3 separate regions of the Homo sapiens genome follow, and regions 1 and 2 are each linked to region 3. The links are chromatin contacts, found by Hi-C or POLR2A ChIA-PET in ENCODE. All regions are on one chromosome and are shown on one strand. The core of a region is the stretch at or near the end of the contact, and the rest is flanking DNA. Distances in the headings are between cores, read along the strand shown. Region 1 holds the start of SH3D21 (SH3 domain containing 21). Region 2 overlaps STK40 (serine/threonine kinase 40). Region 3 overlaps MAP7D1 (MAP7 domain containing 1).

Region 1 (4,415 bases), core at 1,590-4,089, 140 kb after region 3:
GCTCAGTGAATCATCATCATTGTCAATCATCGTTACAATGCCCAAGCTGTTACCTTAAAATTCCTAAATCACCCAACTGATATTCTCATGGATCTGAACCACTGGCATTTTTGGAGTGGGGGACAGGGAGAAGTGCAGAAAAGGATCAAAAGGCTGGGTTAGGGCACAGGTTCTTTTGGGAAAGGCACATTTGGGTGCGTGCAGAGAAGAGAGCTCTGGCCACATCTTGTTCACTCTGGCACTGATGGCAATTTTCTTTCCCCTCAGCATGATGACCGTGAAGGCGAAGGCAGTGACAAGTGGGTGAGCCGGGGCCGGGGCCGAGGAGCCTTTCCTCGGGGTCGGGGCCGGTTCATGTTCCGGAAATCAAGTACCAGCCCCAAGTGGGCCCATGACAAGTTCAGTGGGGAGGAAGGGGAGATTGAAGACGACGAGAGTGGGACAGAGAACCGAGAAGAGAAGGACAATATACAGCCCACAACCGAGTAGGGGCCACCCTTGACGGGATTCCTGCCCAGGGGAGAGAGGCGCTGGGAAGATGGCTGGTGAGGAGCTTAACAGAGGAACCTCAAGAAGATTCTGAAAATCCTACCCCCACCCCCCACCAGCCGCACAGATTGTACTACCGCGAGAGGCATCCCTGGCGCTGTCTCCCACTGGACAGAGGAGGCTGGCCATGGGGCCCAGGGGTCAGGCCCAGCTTTTGAGCAGAATACAACGCATTGGGCTTTAGCTGTTTTTCTCATTTGTTGGTGTGTGGGGTGGGGGCAGGGGTAGGGCGGGAGAGCGATGCTTGGATTTTTGTTTCCTATTAGAAACCAACAGTTTTGTTCTAATTTCATTTCATTTGGAGCTAAGATGACTAATTTGATGATTTTCGATCTCTTTTCCCCTGTCCTGATTTTAAAAGCCCCCTCCTTTTTTTTTTTTTTTTTCTTTTTTTAGGCATATGTAGTAATATTAGAAACATTTAATTTGGGAAACTTTGATTCTTGAAAGAGAAAACAAAAGCATGTGAATAAACTTTGAAGTGTTCACCTCAGTTTGGGACCAAACTGCTTGGATCTTTGTAAAAACCGGTTTTGTATGTCAAGGAGGAGTTTAAGGCCTTTCCGACCACCTTGTGTTCCCCTTTTCTGCGCAGCCATGTATCACGTGGAGTTGCTCCTTACCACACCTCACGTGCCCCTGAGCCCTATTTCCTGATTTCTTCTGGGCTGGACTTCCCCGTTCTCCACCAGCAGCTCCAGTATCCCAAACTTTCTAGTCCTGCTGATCCTCCCAGCAACGGGGTGGAAACTGGAGGGCAGTGTCTGGTCTGTTTTCTAAGAAACTTATGAATTCTATTATCTTTACAAATATGAGAAAATTTTTTCAATATTTTTTATTAATCTTTTTATAAAATGAAAAGAAACTCCTATGATCGATTAAGGAAGGTGGTTATGGCTGGGTGGTTCAGGGGTTTTTTTGGGTTTCTTTTTTTTTTTCTTTGTCTTTTTAACCTTAAGCTGTTTAAGTTGAAGCATTCTCAGATGTTTGGGGGGAAACATCCTCTTAAAATGGGTCCTTGTGCTTGCCTTCTGGGGAGGCGGTCCTGAGCAGGTGAATCATAAGGCATTTATGCATATGTTATATGCGGACTGCACCCACCTCTCCCCCCCAGCCTTTGCCTCTTGCGTTGTTGTGCTGCTTTCCCCTTACTTTGCTACATTTCTATAGTTAAGTTGGTTTTACTTGAATGATTCATGTTTAGGGGGAAAATGAAAATCTCCCTTAAAATTTGTTTCAACTCCTCCTGCAAATAAAATAAATGAAGTGGCAGATGTAAACGGGTTCTGTTCATTGTCATCCTGAGTGTGTGTGTGTGTTGAGGGTGGTAGATAACTTCCCACGGCAGTTTCAGAAAACCTGAAAGACAAAGGGCCTGTGGGGCCTTGCGCAGGCTGCTGGAGTCCCAGACAGACACAGTCCTTCCTGGGAGGAGCATTGTGTACCTTGGACACCCCAGGAGAAACAGATTTTTTCCACTGGTGTCATAGGCAAGGACTTTGGCTTCCTTCATCATGGTGGTGGGGCAGGGATCAAGGGATGTGGTTAGTAGGCTCAGCCTTCTACCTGAAAGAGCCTATCCCACATGGACTGGCCATAGGGTGGGCCCTAACCTTCAGACTCCTGCCGGCTGGGGACTCAACTGTGAGCAGAAATCTTGGAAGCTGGTAAAATTCATTCTCCCGGCCTAACTCCCAGGGAAAACCTGGAGGTGTTTTCTGAAACCAAACTAGACCTCTGGCCCCAAAGCAGGGGTCTTTGCTGTGTCCTTCCTATATGGGGGTAGAGAGTGGGTACGGGGCCAGAGAGGAGTACGCCTTGAAGGAAAGCAGACTGGAAGTGTCCACTCAAAGCTATTGCTGGTACAAGGGCAGCCACTTCATTCACTCAAGGCCGGTTTAGAGCGGTTGCTACTTGCTGGGGGGCCCCACCCTGGTATGTGCCTCTCCCCACCTTTTCCCCTCAAGCCAAAAGCTTGTGAGCTGGGGAAGGGTGGGCCTGGAAAGGCTCTGTGCAAATTGTAGCTGGGAGCCTCCGGGCAAAAGCTGAGGGAAAGGGAGAGGCGGCTGGCCTAAAATTTAGGTGGGCGGAAGAACCTGTGACGGAGCTGTGACCGCTGCACAGGCCAGAGACCCTGGAGTCCTCCTCACCCCGGGGTTGGGGGCCGGACCTGCTGAGCCGGGCCGCCCCCTCTCCACACCCACTCCCAGCACCTGGCCCGACCTATCGGCTGGCGGCTACGCCTCCTTTACCCTACTGTCTTGCCTCAGGTCGCACCCTGCGCGGGCCCAGTACTCGGCCGTCAGAGGGAGCTGCCAGGCTCTGGAGGGCGCCCCGGAAACCATGGGTAAGTGCGGAGGCTTTGAGGTGGCCTCTCTCTGCAACCGTGGACATAGCAAGAGCCCACACCACCCCCCGACCCCCGCTGCCCTCTACGGTGCTTGGGGACACGCCCGCCCTAGCCAGGCTGCCCGGCTGGGCCTTTCTGAGCCGCACGCCGGCCCCGTCTTCCGCCCGCAGAAGTCCTCGTCCTGGCCGGATACCGCGCGCAGAAGGAGGACGAGCTGAGTCTGGCGCCCGGGGACGTGGTCCGGCAGGTGCGCTGGGTGCCCGCGCGGGGCTGGCTTCGCGGAGAGTTTGGGGGCCGCTATGGCCTCTTCCCCGAGCGCCTGGTGCAGGTGAGGCCGAGCCAGGGGCGGGCTGTGGGGTCTCAGCGCGCGCCCCCCGGGAGCTGAGAGCGCCTTCCCCGTGCCCTGATTCCCAGGAGATCCCAGAGACCCTGCGGGGCTCCGGAGAGGCGCGGAGGCCGCGCTGTGCGCGCCGCCGAGGTGAGCGCAAGGGCGGGGACGGGCGCCGGTGGGCGGGTGCACGGAGCCAGTGCGACCCCGGCGTCTCCGGCTCTTAGTGACGGGCGCGGCTCTGGGCGGGACCTCGGGGCCGCCCTGCGGTCTGTGATTGGTTCTCGAGTGCAATGCTCCGCCCTGGGGCGGGGCTGGAGGGACCAAAGGCTACGTGCGCGCCTTGCGCTTCCCCCAGCTCCTCTGACTGGGGCGTCCGACTGGAGCTCAGCCGCGCTTGTCCGGTGCTAGGTCATCCTGCCAAACACCCGAGGCCCCAAAGATGGTGCAAAGTGAACTTCAGCTACAGCCCAGAGCAGGCGGACGAGCTGAAGCTGCAAGCTGGGGAGATCGTGGAAATGATAAAGGAGGTGAGGGGTGAGGTGATGGGACCGTTTGGGGGAGGATGATGGAACGCGCCTCCCTAGTGAGCGGGGTGGGAAGTGAGGGTGTGGACGGTGGGAATGGCGACGGTGCAGATACGGGGAAGCGCGGGAGGGAAGGAGGGAGGAAGGGGCGCTTGGGCAGAACCAAGGGTGGCAGATTATCCTAGGGACTCTTGGGGCAGAACCAGACGCCTCTGCGTCCTCCCCTCTCCCCAGATTGAGGACGGCTGGTGGCTGGGGAAGAAGAACGGGCAGCTGGGAGCCTTCCCATCCAACTTTGTGGAATTGCTGGACAGTGGGCCCCCAAGTGAGACCTCGACTCTGTGACCCTGTGACTCGCAATCTCCAATGACCCTCCCAGTGGCATGAGCCTGTGATTCACATATCCTGACCCTGTGACCCCTCTGACCCTCTCCCATGACCTAACCTGTGAATTAGCACCCTCCCTAACCTCACTGTCCCCCACTAGGCCTTGGTAACCCAGACATGCCTTCAGTCAGCCCTGGTCCCCAGCGGCCTCCCAAGGTAAGTTGGCTCAGAGTAGGCACAGAGGTGGTGAGTTCCTCTTGGGGTGGTTGGAGGCTCATCTAGTTCCTCCCTGCCCCTTCCCCCACTAGCTGAGCAGCCTGGCCTATGACAGCCC
Region 2 (4,049 bases), core at 403-2,902, 190 kb after region 3:
ATTTCTCAAAAACAGCCTCACGTAATATTCTAGACTGGGAGTGACCTGAGATTTAGTTCAATTTCCTCATTCACACATGAGGAAAAGGAAGTCCAGCAGAGGTGAGTGACTCCACCTTGGAAGGTGACCCAAGGGCTGGCCCCGAGCCACCTCCGAACCACGGAATATGTCAGTTCTCACTTGGCCCCACAACCACTGCAGAGGAAGAAACTGACAGTGGCCAATGAGGGGGATTTTCTCACGGTCCTGTTTCAGATGATACAACAAAGGCACAGGGAAGTGAAAGGACTTGGCCAAGGTCATGCAGCTGGTGAGCAGAAGAGCAGGATCCAAGACCAGGTCTGCAGGGCCCCAGAGCTGCACACACAACTGACAGCTGCCTCATGCCCAGATGTGTCCCTGGGCAGGGCCCCAGGCCCCGAATGACTTTTCCTTCTGTTCCATCAAAGCTGACTCATCCCTTACCTCGTACTTGTGACTCTGCCCTGGCTAGAACATCACAGACCCTCCCTCTGAAAGGCGTGGGGCAGGGCAGCTTTGGGCTCTGATCCTTTGGAGAAAACTCACATGTGGACAAAAGGAAGTGCCCCGAGAGGACCCTTACACCTTACACCACACTGGGGGCTGGGAGGGTGGGCAGGCCCTGTCTAAGAGGCCTGGGAAAGGTTTCCTGGCCCACTGGGGCAGGCAGTGAGGAAGGATGCCTCTCTACCCAACTGCCCTGCTCCTGTGTCGGCTGGCTGGGTGGAGAAGCTAGGGGGAGAAGCTGGGAGGACAACAGGAAGGAGAGCTCCATGGGGGCCTTGGGCTGCCTCTCCCTACAATCAGCTCTCAGAGGCAGAGGGCATGTGTGGCTGCTGGCGGATTTCCCCGGGAGCCGCATCCAGGCGGCTCTGAGAGCCCTCGGTGATCTCGGGGAATTCTGCTGGCAAAGGGCTCGATGCAAAACAAAGGCCAGCCCGTCCTCTGGATTCCCCACGGAAACGCCAACTCCAGCGCCTATACAGGTCCGCCCTGTCAGCTGCCATAGGAGTCTGACTGGTGGCCCGCAGGCGGCTAGAGCCTGATCGCACAGGTGAAGGGTCACTGCAAAGGGTCACTTGCACGTCAAGGAGTGGGCTGCTCTAGCTCTGAAGCTCCAGTGCCGCTGCCCTGAATATGGGGCTGCTCGGGCCTCTTGTCCAGAAGGTTCCCACAGAGCAGAGGCACTGTGGGTTTTCTCCCCTGGTCAGAGATGGCCGCGGAAGCTGCAAATGCATCCTGTGGGTCTCTGAGGCTCAAGACGCTGAGAGGAGGACAGCTCAGGAGAAAGTACGGTGGGTTTGGGAGCCAGGTTCCTAGTCCTGGCTCTGCCACTTCCTTGCTCTGTGAATCTCTTGCTAAACCTCAATTTCCTCATGCGTACAACAGTGAAATCCCAGCACCAAACTCCAGAACTGGGTTAGGATTCAGCAAGATAAGATAATCTCATGGAGGGCACTTAGCCCAATGCCTGGCAAATAGTAGAAGCTGGTGTCCTCTCATCTCCGATGGTTGGCACACCTGGTAGGAAAAGACTCTGTCTTGGAGGCGGTAGGGGAGAGGTGCCATGGTGTGACAACAGGCCCCGGAGAGCACATGCCAGTGTGGCTGAGCTTTCAACTCAACACTGCTGGTGGGACTTTCCCACCCTCTGCCAGGGCACGGGCAGGCACAGCTGAGGCTCTGCAGGGCTGAGCGGCAGGCGCACTGGAGTCTCTCCACAGGAAGTGGCACGGGCAGCTCCAAGTCCTCCTGAGGTTTGGCAACACTCCCCTGCCCTGCCACCACCACCCAAGTGGGGGGTGCATGGCTCCCCGGGAGTCCCAGACCCCCTAGTCTGGTCCTGACAGGAGGGGGCAATGGCAGAGTGGGACGGAGGGAGGGGACGTGTGTCAGTAGGATCGGCTCTGAGTGAGTCACGCTTTAGCTATGGCCCTCTGGGCTGCCACAGTGTTTTTCTCCTTTTCTAGGAACTTGGTATGTTGCTTGCCTACCAAAAAGAAAGGAGGAAGGAAAAAGACCCCACAGCACCTCACATAACCCCAGAAGAGGATTTCGAATTTCGATCCTTTTAAAATCCAAAGCGGGGTGAACTTGTTGTTGCAGCTGCCTTGCCAACACCTCCCCCTGTCTGCTCCTTGAGAGCTCTCTGCTCTGCTGAGAAGGCCTCCAGCTGGTCCGCCTACTGCTCCAGTGGAGTTATAGCCTGGCATGATGGGTGGGAAGGGGCTGGAGTGGGCTGGAGCTCCTTCAGGTCAACTGAACGAGGTGAGAGTGGGGCCCCAGAGCGGAGGGTGTGCCAGAGGACACACACGGAGCAGTGAGTCTCTCTGCACCACACTACCCTGCCACTCTGGAGCGCCCATGACTCAAGTAAAAGGCAGCCAGAACCTCTGTCTGCCCTGAGACACAAAAAGGGGGATTTATCAGATTCAGGAAGTACAACCAGGACACTGGGTATGAGTGAGGCATTGGCATTCTGCACCCTGAGGAGCACGCACTCACACTCACAGCAGAGCTGCTACAGCCACGCCGGCGTATGCAGGGAGGTGCGACCCCTCGACTACACTCCCAGGACCAAGGGGCCCTGGGGAAGTGAGAGTTGGAAGCAAATCCCCCAGTGACACAAAGGGCCAGGAGTGCTGGTGTGGTTAGCAGGCATGAGCCCGGCAAGTTCCCATGACAACCCTGGGATGTTCATTTACAGCCAATGAATGGCTGCTGTGGAAGGTCTGGGAGCTCTCTAGTCCAGCTGGAGGGCACATGGGCTCTGCAGCCAGATGGATTTAGGTGCCCAAAAAATATGCTCTCTCTTTGTGAACAGTAAGCCTGTAGTCCACAGCAGGATGGGACTGGCCCAAGGCCCCAGAGAGGGCCAGGGGAAGGGGCAGGACCCAATTTCCCAACTTTATGACAACTGGCTCTCCACAGCCCAGGGCTGGTTTGCTCGGGGCTCCCCACCACCTCCTCTCATGATGCAGAGCTATGGCTGGGGGACCGCTGGGCCCTCACCAGGGGTGTCCTCGTTGGCCACTCAACATGCAGCAGGCCTCATCTCCAGAGATGTGAGCCCATGGGTCCTGTTCTCCTGTCTCTCAGCGACAGGCTCTCCAGTCCTGGCTACATTAGCACTGGGGTGTGCCCGTGATGCGCCAAACCCCATCATATTACGCAGCCTCACACCCACTGATTTGCATCTCAGGCCAATCTTCCCAGGAAGCCAGGATGACCTTCACTTTCACAGATGAGGAAATGGAAGCTCAGAGAAGTGCTTGGTACCTCAATATATGAATTCAATCAGTAAGTACCCAGAGGACCACACTCTCACGGTCTCCAAGATAACGAAGAAGTGGCACTGGGAAGTGAGCCAGGTCTGACCCCCATGTCAGTGCTGCTTCCGTCCTCCTCAACTCACTCACTCAGCCAGTCCAGGGTTCAAGCAGCTCTGGAATTTCCTGTTTCCCTCCCTTCCCCCTGCAGAGCATAGCAGGGCAAGGTTCTCATCCCTTCACTTTCTCAGCCTGGCAAATCCCAACTCATCCTTCACGAATTGACTCAGGTGGCAGCCACTGTCCCTCCACATGTCCCTTGCCCTCTGCACGCCAGTCCTCCACACATGATACCATCTTCTGGTCAGTACACCATCAGATGGTGGGCTCCAGAGGGTAGTGGGAACCACTGAGCGTTTCTGTCTGCAGCCCCAGCACCAGGTGGTGCTAGTCGAAGGATGGAGAATGCTTAGCAGCTGAGGTGCACAGCATCGTCCCGATGGCCTCTCAGGCTGGAGCTATGGGATCTGGAACCCCCAGCAGTAATTCCCCATCAGTTGAGATGGGGCACAAGGCAATGCCCCCTCCCCGGAGGCCAACCTCCAGGCAGCTTCTTTTCCTCTGACCACTGTGGCTTTGGCCTCTTTAGAGGACAGTGGGCCTCGGGCCCTTCCTGGGCTGGGCTGGCCACATCATGGAATGAATCACCCACCACAACACTTCTGCTGTGAGATTCAGGCTGCCTTTGTAAGCCCTTCA
Region 3 (4,125 bases), core at 1,127-3,626:
ACTCTTGGGGAGCTCTTAACGCGGCGAGGAAGGCAGATGTGTTCACTGCAGGGAAACCAGGTATAATGGTGTTAGTGTGCAGTGGGCTGTGCTTGTGGAAGGCTTCACGGAGGAGGCAGCATTTGAGGTGGATCTGAAAGGATGAGTAGACGTTGGTGAGACTGGCGCAGTGGGCTGTGGCCATACATCCAGCAGCCAGCTGGCTGGCACCTCCCAATGACAGCTTCCTAGTCCCTTCCTGGGCTGGTGGGCCCAATAATGAGGCCTCTAATGAGCCCCTAATGTGCAGTCACGCATATGCAAATGAGGTGGAAGGGATACTAGGCCAGCTCAGGTCCCCTTTCCTAACATGATAGTGGGGAAGGGCTGAGGGAAGGGACTGAAAGCTGGGCCCAGACTAGAATGGCCATACTTGAGGGCCATCAGGTCAGGTCTCAGGTCTGACCCAGGCTGGAAGTTAGGCCACAGGGCAGCTGGGACCCATGTCCTTAGGTCCCTGCTGGGCCTTGGGGCTAGTGAGGGAGCCAACTAGCCAGACCCAGATAATGCAGCTTTGTTGGCTGGTGGTATCTCTGCCTGGCACCCAGGGGCACAGCCTTCAGTGTTTCCTCCACCACTTCTCAGCTGCAGCTCTGCCCTGAAGGGAGCAGAGAGCCTGGGAGGGTGTAGGGAACATGGTACTGCTGCCCTTACTAGCGCTCCTCAGCAGTTGTAAGAGATGATGTGAGCCAGGTAGAGACTCCCCGGTGAACCAAGTTATTTCCCATTAATTATCTCTGACTTATTATCTCCTATTCATTAAGGGCCTTCTCTGTGCCAGGCACAATGCTCAGCATGTCACGGGCATTGTCTCATTTGTTCCTCACCACAGTCTCATGAGTAGGGACTAGCATTATCCCCATTTTACAGATGAGGCTCAGAGAGATGAAATCACTTACCTAAAGTCACACAGCTAGCAACTGGCAGAGGCAGGATTTGAACTCAAATCTGTCTGACTCTGAAGTCTGTGCCCTAAACCTCTAAGCTGAATTATCATGGCTAAGCTATCCAGTGACAAGGTCTGGCCTGCTTCCCTCCCGTGACTGGCCTGTGTGGGCATCTTGGTCTTGGGGACCCCATAATCTTTTCCCTGGCTGGCAGAGGTAGCCCCAGCAGAGCCCAGGGTCCTCTGGGAAGCCTGCCAGGTTGGAGCCTAAGCAGTTGAACCAGGAGGAAGGCCCCGGACCCAGGTGGTGGTAATAGTCCAGCTGGGGGGGCATCTCCAGGCCTTGGCCTGAGGTTGGGCCTCTGCCTTCAGCATCTGGGCAACAGCCTGGGCAGCCCTGCTGGGGCTGAGGGAGGGATGTGGTGGGGCCCAGGCTGCGGGATGGGGTCATTTCCTGCCGCCTAAAATAACAGGAAGTGGGTGCTCCTGATTGGAGGCTGGGAACAATGGCCGCCAGCCGGGCCAGAGAGCTCCTTCAGATCTGTAGTCTCAGTCGGGTTCCCGGCTTTATCACCCACAGAAGCCGGTGGCCTGGTCCCAGTGCCCCACTGCCCAACTGCTGGAGCACGCTGCCCTCTCCTAGGGCACTCCCTCTCGGAGCCGGCTTAGCTCTGTCCAGGCCAGGGATAATGCTGCCCCCTAAGGGTCCCTCCTCTCCCGGCCCCACAATTAGGCATTCCCCAGAGTTTGCCCTTTCTACTGACCTCCTATTCTCCCAGCCCAGATCTCTCCAGGAGAGGGAACCCAGGAGGCTGTCCCCACTGGGATGCAGGCAGGGTAAAGACCGTCATGCTGATTGGGTCCAAACCCCAGCTTTGCTACTCACTAGCTGTGGAGCTTAAGTAAGTGTCTTAATCTCTGAACCTGTTTCCTCGTTTGTAAAATGGGGTAATAATATCTACCTCATAGGATTATGGCAAAGGTTAAATGAACTAATGAGTTTAATGTGTTTAGCTGTGCCTGACAAAAGCATTAGCTGTTGCTCCTGTTAATCGGACTTTCTCTGGGCCTAGGGAAATAATTTGCTCAGAAGGAGCAGAAGTGACCTGGATGACGCTGTATAAATATTCCGGGGACATTGTGTCTCTGTGTGCTGTGTGTGTCTCTGAGGCTTTGTCTGTTTCTTAGAGGAGGTACCTGGCCCCGTACTCTGTGGGTACATCTGTGTGTCTCAGATATGTGTAGAGTTTTGAATCCCAGTAAGTCTGTTTCCTCTGCATGTGTGTGTGTGTATGTGTGTGTGTGTGTGTGTGTGTGTGTGTGTGTGAGAGAGAGAGGAGAATATGTCTTGTCTCTCGCCATTGTGCAGGCCCTGTTTACATTGTCTGGTGTCTGTCTCTGTTGTGTGCACGTCTGTCTCCCATGTGTCTCTGCCCTCTGCCTGCCTCTGTCTTCGCCTGCTCTAGTGTTGTCACCTAGGAATCTGCAGTGAGGGCCAGGAGGGCTCTTGCTAGAGGTGCTGATCTCTGTTCTGTCTTCTCTCGGCCTCGTGCCTCTGCCTCTCCCATGCTTCCTGCCTGAGGTGCTGTCTGTGCACCCCCCACGCCACAACCAGCCCTCACCCAGGCACTCCCTCTCGCTGCCCCTGGAGGTGGGCTGTTCTCCCCTACCTCACTTCCCGCCTCTTGGGAGCCAGCCTGGGCAGGAGCCTGCCTTCCCTACATTCCTGTGCTCTGAGCTCAGTGCCTGCTTGCCCCACCTGCACCCTTCACTTTTGTGGGGGAAGTCTCCCTGGGGGAACCACGGAATCACTTCCTTCTTCAGAGAACACGCAGGAGCTTCAGGGCGGGGTAATGTGACTGCCTACCAGAAACAGCATGACATAAGGGTTTTAAGGGTTTTGTCATCAGACAACTCTGGATTCAAATCCTACCTCTGACACTGGCATGAACAATCCACTTAATCTGTCTGAGTAAATTCTCTCACCTGTGAAATGGGGGCCATCATAGAACTTTCCTTTTAGGATTGTCATCAGGATCAAATGGGATAGGGAAAGTGCTTGGTTTATGTTAGAGCTTCAGTAAATTAGTTTGGGCCTGGAAACTGGCTGGGGACATGCAGGTTCTGAGATGAACATGACATTTAGTGTTTAGAGAGACTAAGCTTTGGAGCAGCTTGAGGGTCTAAATACACACTAGCTAGGTAGCTTTCTACAGTACCCCCACCCACATATCTACATACCCAGCCACCCACCCACCCATCGGACATTCATTAAACAGACACAGAACTCCCACTCTGTGCCAGGCAGGTCCTGTATAAGACTCTGGGGCTGCAAAAAGGACTAAGACTGAGTTTCTTCTCTTGATAAGCTCTCACACTGACAAGGGCAGGGGGTGGCAGGCAAACAGAAAAGCTAGACTGAGTTATCAGTGTTGTGAGAGGAATATTTGGCCCAACAAGAGTTGTTGGGGTGGGAGGAGGGAGAGACAAAAGGAAAGGACTGCCAGCTCTCAGAGGGTGGAGATGGGGTGTTAGTATTCTGAGACATGTGACAGTCTCTCTGAGGGACTTGGCCCTGATCTTTCTGCAGACCCCAGGCACAGCCCCTCTTGGAGCTCTTAGGAAGACAGGACTTTTTGACCCCACAATGCAACCCACCACTGCACTTTTGCCCTGCTAATGCTCTTTGTGCCAAGAAATAAATACAAATTATTTGTCTCTTATCTCATTCTTAACAAATACTTCTGGTAGATATTAGTGTAGCAAAATAAAACCAACAGTGGCAAAACCTCACAATCTGGCATAGACCAAAAATAAGATAAAATTAAGTAGCCGAAGGATCATATTTGATGGTTAAAAATGAGAATGATCATAAATAGATTAACCATACTGTATAGATAACTAACCAAGGAGTTTTGGCTTAATGTGATTTGCTCCATAACACTGTGCCAATGACATTTCATCAGGGTTGGCATAATTGTGAAGAAAATATTTGTATTCAGGGTCAATAGTGTGCCAGGTCACAAGAGGAGTTCCAAACTTCTTGTTTGCCTCTTGAGAAGTTTTTCTTGTTGAGCTGCTGGAGTAAACACTCATTATTATTTTTATTAACTTCTACCTGTGTGGCTTAGTCCAGGAAGCTGCCCAAACACTATTGAGATGGAGTTGTTTTGCTTCTCTTCAAATGTTTATCTTTTTGC

What was found. Hi-C counts contacts between places; a loop is a spot of excess contacts on that map. ChIA-PET counts read pairs that join two places held with the same protein, here RNA polymerase II (POLR2A). Pooled maps may share reads with other maps.
Region 1: a loop to region 3 is called in a pooled map, with 2.7 times the contacts of the local background. The contact joins the promoter of SH3D21 here to the enhancer-like site in region 3. A Hi-C loop is called at or near these places in 2 of 168 maps with a recorded cell type or tissue (CD4-positive, alpha-beta T cell and Calu3) and 6 of 50 pooled maps. POLR2A ChIA-PET finds 5 or more read pairs at or near these places in 22 of 52 experiments (A549, CD4-positive, alpha-beta T cell, GM12878 and 16 more).
Region 2: a pooled map shows a loop between it and region 3 (2.3-fold over the local background). The contact joins two enhancer-like sites. A Hi-C loop is called at or near these places in 1 of 50 pooled maps. POLR2A ChIA-PET finds 5 or more read pairs at or near these places in 3 of 52 experiments (activated B cell and activated CD4-positive, alpha-beta T cell).

Annotation. Positions count from the first base shown.
Region 1 is chr1:36,303,529-36,307,943 of GRCh38, forward strand. It overlaps SH3D21 (SH3 domain containing 21), which reads left to right and starts at 2,840. Exons shown (of 16, transcript NM_001162530.2): 1 at 2,840-2,896; 2 at 3,070-3,227; 3 at 3,314-3,377; 4 at 3,639-3,757; 5 at 3,989-4,079; 6 at 4,242-4,297; 7 at 4,390-4,415. The coding sequence starts at 2,893. THRAP3 (thyroid hormone receptor associated protein 3) reads left to right here. Exons shown (of 12, transcript NM_005119.4): 12 at 268-1,829. The coding sequence ends at 489. RefSeq lists silencers at 2,881-2,930, 3,151-3,590 and enhancers at 3,088-3,888, 3,691-3,740.
Region 2 is chr1:36,349,144-36,353,192 of GRCh38, forward strand. All of the region lies in intron 6 of STK40 (serine/threonine kinase 40), which reads right to left. Among named protein-coding and RNA genes, the nearest start is that of EVA1B, 28 kb to the left of the region's middle. RefSeq lists an enhancer at 284-413. Within about 2 kb of position 1,653, at least 28 of the 41 ENCODE cell types and tissues checked have a DNase peak (open chromatin) inside an H3K27ac peak, as active enhancers do.
Region 3 is chr1:36,159,660-36,163,784 of GRCh38, forward strand. The region is part of intron 1 of MAP7D1 (MAP7 domain containing 1); the gene reads left to right. Among named protein-coding and RNA genes, the nearest start is that of MAP7D1, 5.6 kb to the left of the region's middle. RefSeq lists enhancers at 717-1,494, 1,336-1,385, 1,536-1,775, 2,643-2,782. Within about 2 kb of position 2,377, at least 32 of the 41 ENCODE cell types and tissues checked have a DNase peak (open chromatin) inside an H3K27ac peak, as active enhancers do; they include CD4-positive, alpha-beta T cell, OCI-LY7 and endothelial cell of umbilical vein, where a contact is called at or near this core.